2 separate regions of the Homo sapiens genome follow, and region 2 is linked to region 1. A link is an interaction called in ENCODE POLR2A ChIA-PET data of the cell type or tissue named here. Cell type or tissue: B cell. All regions are shown on one strand. Links, peaks and the distances in the headings refer to the core of each region. The heading gives the core; the rest is flanking DNA.

Evidence for each region. Peaks named below come from ENCODE experiments on the same cell type or tissue, not always from the same donor. Only the 100,000 strongest peaks of a DNase experiment are listed, where the experiment ranks them.
Region 2: POLR2A ChIA-PET joins it to region 1 with 5 read pairs; 5 of 35 experiments call an interaction of 5 or more read pairs at or near these places.

What each region holds. Positions count from the first base shown.
Region 1 is chr2:231,683,253-231,686,156 of GRCh38, reverse strand. No RefSeq gene overlaps it. Among named protein-coding and RNA genes, the nearest start is that of PTMA, 24 kb to the left of the region's middle. RefSeq lists enhancers at 1-122, 726-775. In B cell, for the core only: a CTCF peak has its summit at 645; DNase peaks (open chromatin) are centred at 616 and 1,636.
Region 2 is chr2:231,755,736-231,758,639 of GRCh38, reverse strand. All of the region lies in intron 1 of PDE6D (phosphodiesterase 6D), which reads left to right. It also overlaps the pseudogene RNU6-1342P. Among named protein-coding and RNA genes, the nearest start is that of PDE6D, 24 kb to the left of the region's middle. In B cell, for the core only: no CTCF peak of the experiment used is centred there; no DNase peak of the experiment used is centred there.

The DNA of each region.
Region 1 (2,904 bases), core at 308-2,807:
GCTGCGCCAGCTGCGGTGCTCTTGTGCCATCAATGCCTCCTCTGTGGCCTGGGAGGGTGGGCCGGGTAAGGCCTGGGGCCCCAGCCAGCTCAGTCCCCTCTCCGGGTGGCACTGGGCTGGCCTCTTTGGCACTGGCCTTGGCATCTTAAATAGGCATGCTCCATCCCTAGGGCCCGGTGCCCTGGAAGCCCCCCAGTGAGGTGGGCCCTGTGGTGGCTTGTGAAATCCAGCTCAGAGAAAGCATCCCGAACACACACTCATCCAGGTGCACCAGGGCGGGCACGTGGGCACACGCTCAGGCATAGGAGGAAAACGTCTACACTCCAGCATCCCTTTCATATCAAGTCCCATTCACCCTCTAGAACCTGGTGTGCTGCTGGCTCCTTGTCCCCGGCTGCCTCTTCCCTGGTGGTACCCAGGCCTCTCTTAGGGCTCTGGAGCCCCTCACGCTGGTTACTGGTCTGCCTCTGTGGGCCGTTGCTCAAACCCCCCGCATTCCTGCCTATTCACGTGCCCACTCAGACCAAGCTCCTCCCCTCACCACCTCGTGCCACATTTGGGCTCAAGGACACATACTGCTTGTGGCCCCAGCTGCATGACCAGTGCCAAGCAGGGCCCCTCAGGAGCCCACCAGCGCTCACTGTGGACACCACTGCCCCCAGAGCCCAGGAGGGGAAGTGAGCAAAGGTGCCCATTTCTGACACGTAGAGGCTAAGCCTTGTGACTCGGGAGCCTAAGCCCCAATCCAAGCCATGCTTCCTCCCTACTAGTGACAGTAATTCCCTTCCAGGACAGCTCTGCCCACATTATACTATCTGACCCTCCCAACAAACAGGGACAGGCCATCATGTTGCCCCAAATCACAGCTGCCTAGCTGCCCACAGCAGCTCAAGCACAGGTTGGAACCAGGCCTGGGTTCCAGCTGCCCCTACAGGAGGGCACCACTCCCCGAATGCGGACCCCTCTGGCTTCTTCTCACTGCCCTGTAGCCGTGATCTCCCTCCTGCTCTGTGCCTCTGGTGGCTCCTTGCTCAGCATCTTCTGTGGCTCCCACTGACACCAGGACTAACTACTTGCTCAGCATTCAAGGTCCCTCCACCACCTGGCTGCATGCCGCTCCTCCCCCTTCCCCTCTCACTCTTCCTCCCCTTCCCCATCCTCCTCCTCCTCGCTGTGTGCCTCTCCCCCAACCTCTCTCATCGCCCCTCCAAGCCTTTGCCTGGCTCTTCTACCTCCCTCCCCTCCTGCCGCACCCAGTCTCCCTCTTGCCTTGAGAAGGGGGTGAGCTGTTAGGAAGGGCACCCAAGAGAACCATCCTGCTCCTCAACCATGCTCTGCCCAAGGCGGGGCTCCTGGTTCACACAGCGGGGTTTCCTCCCTGCTCCCCATGAAGCTCAGCCCCTGGCTTCTTAGGGACCAGCCCCAGCAGAAGACTGAGGCCTCCGAGTTGTGCAGGCTGCTGTGGTCCACTGCTGTCCTTGGGGCCCAGTGCCAGGCTGACCCTCTTCTGGAGCAGGTGTTGGCAGGGAGCTCAAGCAGCAAGGGAACTAGGAGGCAGCGCGGTGGGGAGGGCACCAGAGCTGCCATCCCCTGCCAGCACCACCTCTCTGGGCCCCTGGGAGCCGTTGCTAGGCTGGCACCCGGCAGCAGCAGGAGCACGTGCTCTCGCTCTCCTGCACGCACAGCCTGTCAGCTGCGCCCACAGCCCACATGGCAGGAGGCGGCTGCGGGCACGGGGCAGCTCTTTGCCTGGAGGGGGATGCCAACAGGCCAGTCAGACTCTAGGGGCAGGGGGGTGCATGCACAAACGGACAGAGCAGGGCCCTGGGGCCACAGAAAGGGAAGCCCTTCCATGACTCTCCAGGCAGATGGGGGTGAGTAAACGGGGGGGGGGGGGTTCCCACTCCTGACAACCCAGGGAGCCCAGCTGGTCTTCCTTAGCTTTTTTTTTTTTCTTCTTCTTTTTGGAGATGGAGTCTTGCTCTGTTGCCCAGGCTGGAGTGCAATGGTGCAATCATGACTCACTGTAGCCTCCAACACCCCAGGGTCAAGCAATCCTCCTGCCTTGGCCTCCTGAGCAGCTGGGACTACAGGCGTGAGCCACTGCAACAGTTTGTTCTTTGCCTTTGTTTGTCTGCATCCTATCTAGGGGACTACCCAGAGCCCTCCTGGCATTACTGGGGGCAAAGGGGCTGACAGGGGCTTCCTGACCCCTCATCCCTGGGTCTGCCTTTTTGATTCTGTCCGGGAGGCTGCAGTACAGAGGACTCTTCAAGGCCTCACATCTGGGAGCCTCCCCTCTTCTTCAGAGCCTCTCCAAGGGCCTTCATTCTAACCAGGAGCTCAGAGAGGGAGCCTGGGCCTGCTCCCAGCTCCTTGCGGGGTCATGGGCTCCATGACAAGCGCTTCCCCAGGGCAGGGCTCAGGATGAGTGTGGCCCAAGAAGGATTTAAGCCTTGGGCTTAGTGGGGACCAGATTGCCCAGACTGGGCCCTCCTGCCCTTCCTGCTGCAGTCTTGGGAGCAGATTTATGCCCTGGGCGTGGGTAGTGAGAGCCCAGAGCTGGGGTCTGTGGGGTAGGGGGGGGCATTCTGGGCAGCCTCTTCAGCTGGCAGAGGCTCCTGCCAAGCCATTTCCCCGCCCCGCCCCACCCCTCCACTCATTATCAACTTGGGGTTTGTGTGCAAACAGCAGCTGGTCTCTTTTGTCAGCCTCCCCTGCCCCCTCAGCCCCCCTACTCCTCCCCTCCTCCCCAGTGCCTCCCAACTGGCTCCTCCATATCAGGCCCTCCTCCTCCGCTTCCCCCCATCCAAGTGATTTAGAAGCTGGGGCCCTGGGGGATCCCAGAGGGAAGGCAGCCCCTGACCATTTTTGGCCCTGGGTCCCAAATTCTTCTCCAGAAGG
Region 2 (2,904 bases), core at 144-2,643, 73 kb before region 1:
CTTGGGGAACTGTGAAAAATACTGATGCCTGGGTTCCACCTCCAGAGATTCTAATTGGTCTGAAAGGTCAGGTCCAGGAATCAGGAGTTTTAGAAGTTCCCCAAGTGATTCTAATAGGCAGCCAAGGCTGAGAAGCACTGTTGTACATGATTCTTATAATTTGCCCTAGCTTCTTAGAACACAAGGTATATATAAGTTGATGTGGCCAGATGCAGTGGCTTATGCCTGTAATCCCAGCACTTTGGGAGGCCAAGGTAAGGGCATCACTCGAGCCCAGGAGTTTGAGCCAGCCTGGGCAACATAGTGAGACCTTGTCTCTACAAAAAAAAACAAAAAAAAAATTAGCTGGGGGTGCCTGTAATCCTAGCTACTCAGGAGTCCAAGCCAGGAGAATCCCTTGAGCCCAACAGTTTGAAGCTGCAGTAAGCCATGTGCACCACTGCACTATCTATCTACCTATCTGTCTGTCTATCTAAGATGCCGTTTTAGACAGACAGACAGACAGGTAGGTAGGTAGATATATAGGCAAAGCTAATGACTAAAAAAAACTTTTACAATTACATTTATTGGGGAGAAGTATATGTGCATCAAAAATTAGAAATATATACATCAAAATATTAAACCCAGTAATCTGTGGGTTATAAGATTACAGTTATTTCTTTTTTGTCCTTTGTTTTCTTTTTTTTTTAAGGGGCCATGCTCATCTTCTCTGTATCATTCCAATTTTAGTATATGTGCTGCCGAAGCAAGCACTGTCCTCTATTTTCCAAACTTTCTGTAACAGCCATTCCTTTGGTAAAGGAAATATATGTGTAAATATAATTTTTAATAACTGTGATCACATTATACATGTTTTGTAAACTGCTTTTTAATTAAAAAATACTCTTCCTGTTCACATATCAATACATTATGAACATTTTCTCATTATCATTAAACATTATTAGATAGGCTTTTATATTGTTTAAAGTGAATCCTGACCCAGGATAACTGAATTTTTACCTTAATTTTATTTACATACTGATATGGGGATTTAAGAAATTGACTGTTTAGCCGAGCGCAGTGGCTCCCGCCTGTAACCCCAGTACTTTGGGAGGCTGAGGTGGGCAGATCACCTGAGGTCAGGAGACTAGCCTGGCCAACATGGTGAAACCCTGTCTCTACTAAAAATACAACAATTAGCTGGGCGTGGTCGCACGCTCCTATAATCCCACCTACTGGGGAGGCTGAGGCAGGAGAATTGCTTGAACCTGGGAGGCGGAGGTTGCAGTGAGCCGAGATCGTGCCATTGCACTCCAGCCTGGGCAACAAGAGCAAAACTCATCTAAAGAAAAAAAATAAATCGTTTAATACTTGAAACTTTTAGTGTTTGGAAATTGTCCTGGTCCACAGGAGGGGACATGTTTAAAAGGAGATGTCTGTTGGGAGGCTGAGGCAGGCAAGTTGCTTGAGCCCAGGAGTTCGAAACCAGCCTGGGCAACATGGCAAAACCCTGTCTCTACTAAATATATAAAAAATTAGCCAGGTGTGGTGGCACACACCTGTAGCCCCACATACTCAGGAGGCTGAGGTGGGAGGATCACCTGAGCCCAGGAAGTTGAGGCTGCAGTGAGCTGTGATCGTACCACTGCACTCCAGCCTGGGCAACAGGAGTGAGAACCTGTCTCAAAAAAAGAAAAGATATCTGGAAGCGAGGTTAGATTAGCCCTTCTCTAAGGCTTTTACAACAATAGTCAATTGAATACTATCTTTTTTTTTTTTTTGAGCACTTAAACCTAACACATAGAGCTTGACTTCACTTTCTCAGAAGATGCTTCACCACAGGGAATTCTTAATGATGTTTGGATTGCAACCTGTGGCTGGAGTTATATTTCTAAACTTTCTCTTTGAATCTTTGGTTTAGGGCCAGGTGTGGTGGCTCATGCCTATAATCTCAACACTTTGGGAGGCCAAGGTAGGTGGAACACTTGAGGCCAGGAGATAGAGATCAGCCTAGAACAACAGAGAGAGACCCTGTCTCTCAAAAAAAAAAAAAAAAAAAGCCAGGTTTAGTAGTTTGCACCCATAGTCCTAGCTACCCAAGAAGCTGAGGTGGGAAGAATTGCTGGCACCCAGGAGTTCAAGGCTGCAGTGAGCTTCAGTTGTGCCATTGCACTCCAGCCTAGGCGACGGAGTGAGACCCTGTCTTTAACAAATAAATAAACCATTGATTTGGTTGGAATTGTGCTTCAGGACAACCAATATCTCTTACAGTTTGAGTTTCCTCTGCATTAATATGTACATTATGATGTGGAAAGCTGGAAAATCCTTAGAGCAACATCTTGAAAACTTCAATGGTATATGATGGCCAAGCTATGTTGTAATCAAAGTCGAATATGTCTTCTTGCCCAAACCTTTGGGAATAAATACCACTCCAACAACTTCAACAAAAGAAATGGTCTGCCCCCAAAACTTCTGTTCTTGCCCCAGTCTGCTTGCATTATAGGGGAAGAGAGTAATTTTGCTAATGGTCTCTTTACAATGAAAAGAAAAGAGAAATGTTCTGTAATTAGGGAACTTTTATAAAGATGCACAGTGGATTATTCTGCAAGAGAAAAGCTCTGTCATCACATTTTTACCTCTTTTAACCATTTCTCTACCAGAATCTGTACATAAAAGTTTCAGAAGTGCACAGTTTTTATTTTCAGAGAAATAGGCTTTATATATATAATTTTTTTTTTTTGAGATGGAGTTTTGCTCTTGTCACCCAGGCTGGAGTGCAATGGCACGATCTCAGCTCACTGCAACCTCTGCCTCCGAAGTTCAAGTGGTTCTCCTGCCTCAGCCTCCTAAGTAGCTGGGATTACGGGCATGCGCCACCACACCCAGCTAATTTTGTATTTTTAGTAGAGACGGGGTTTCTCCATG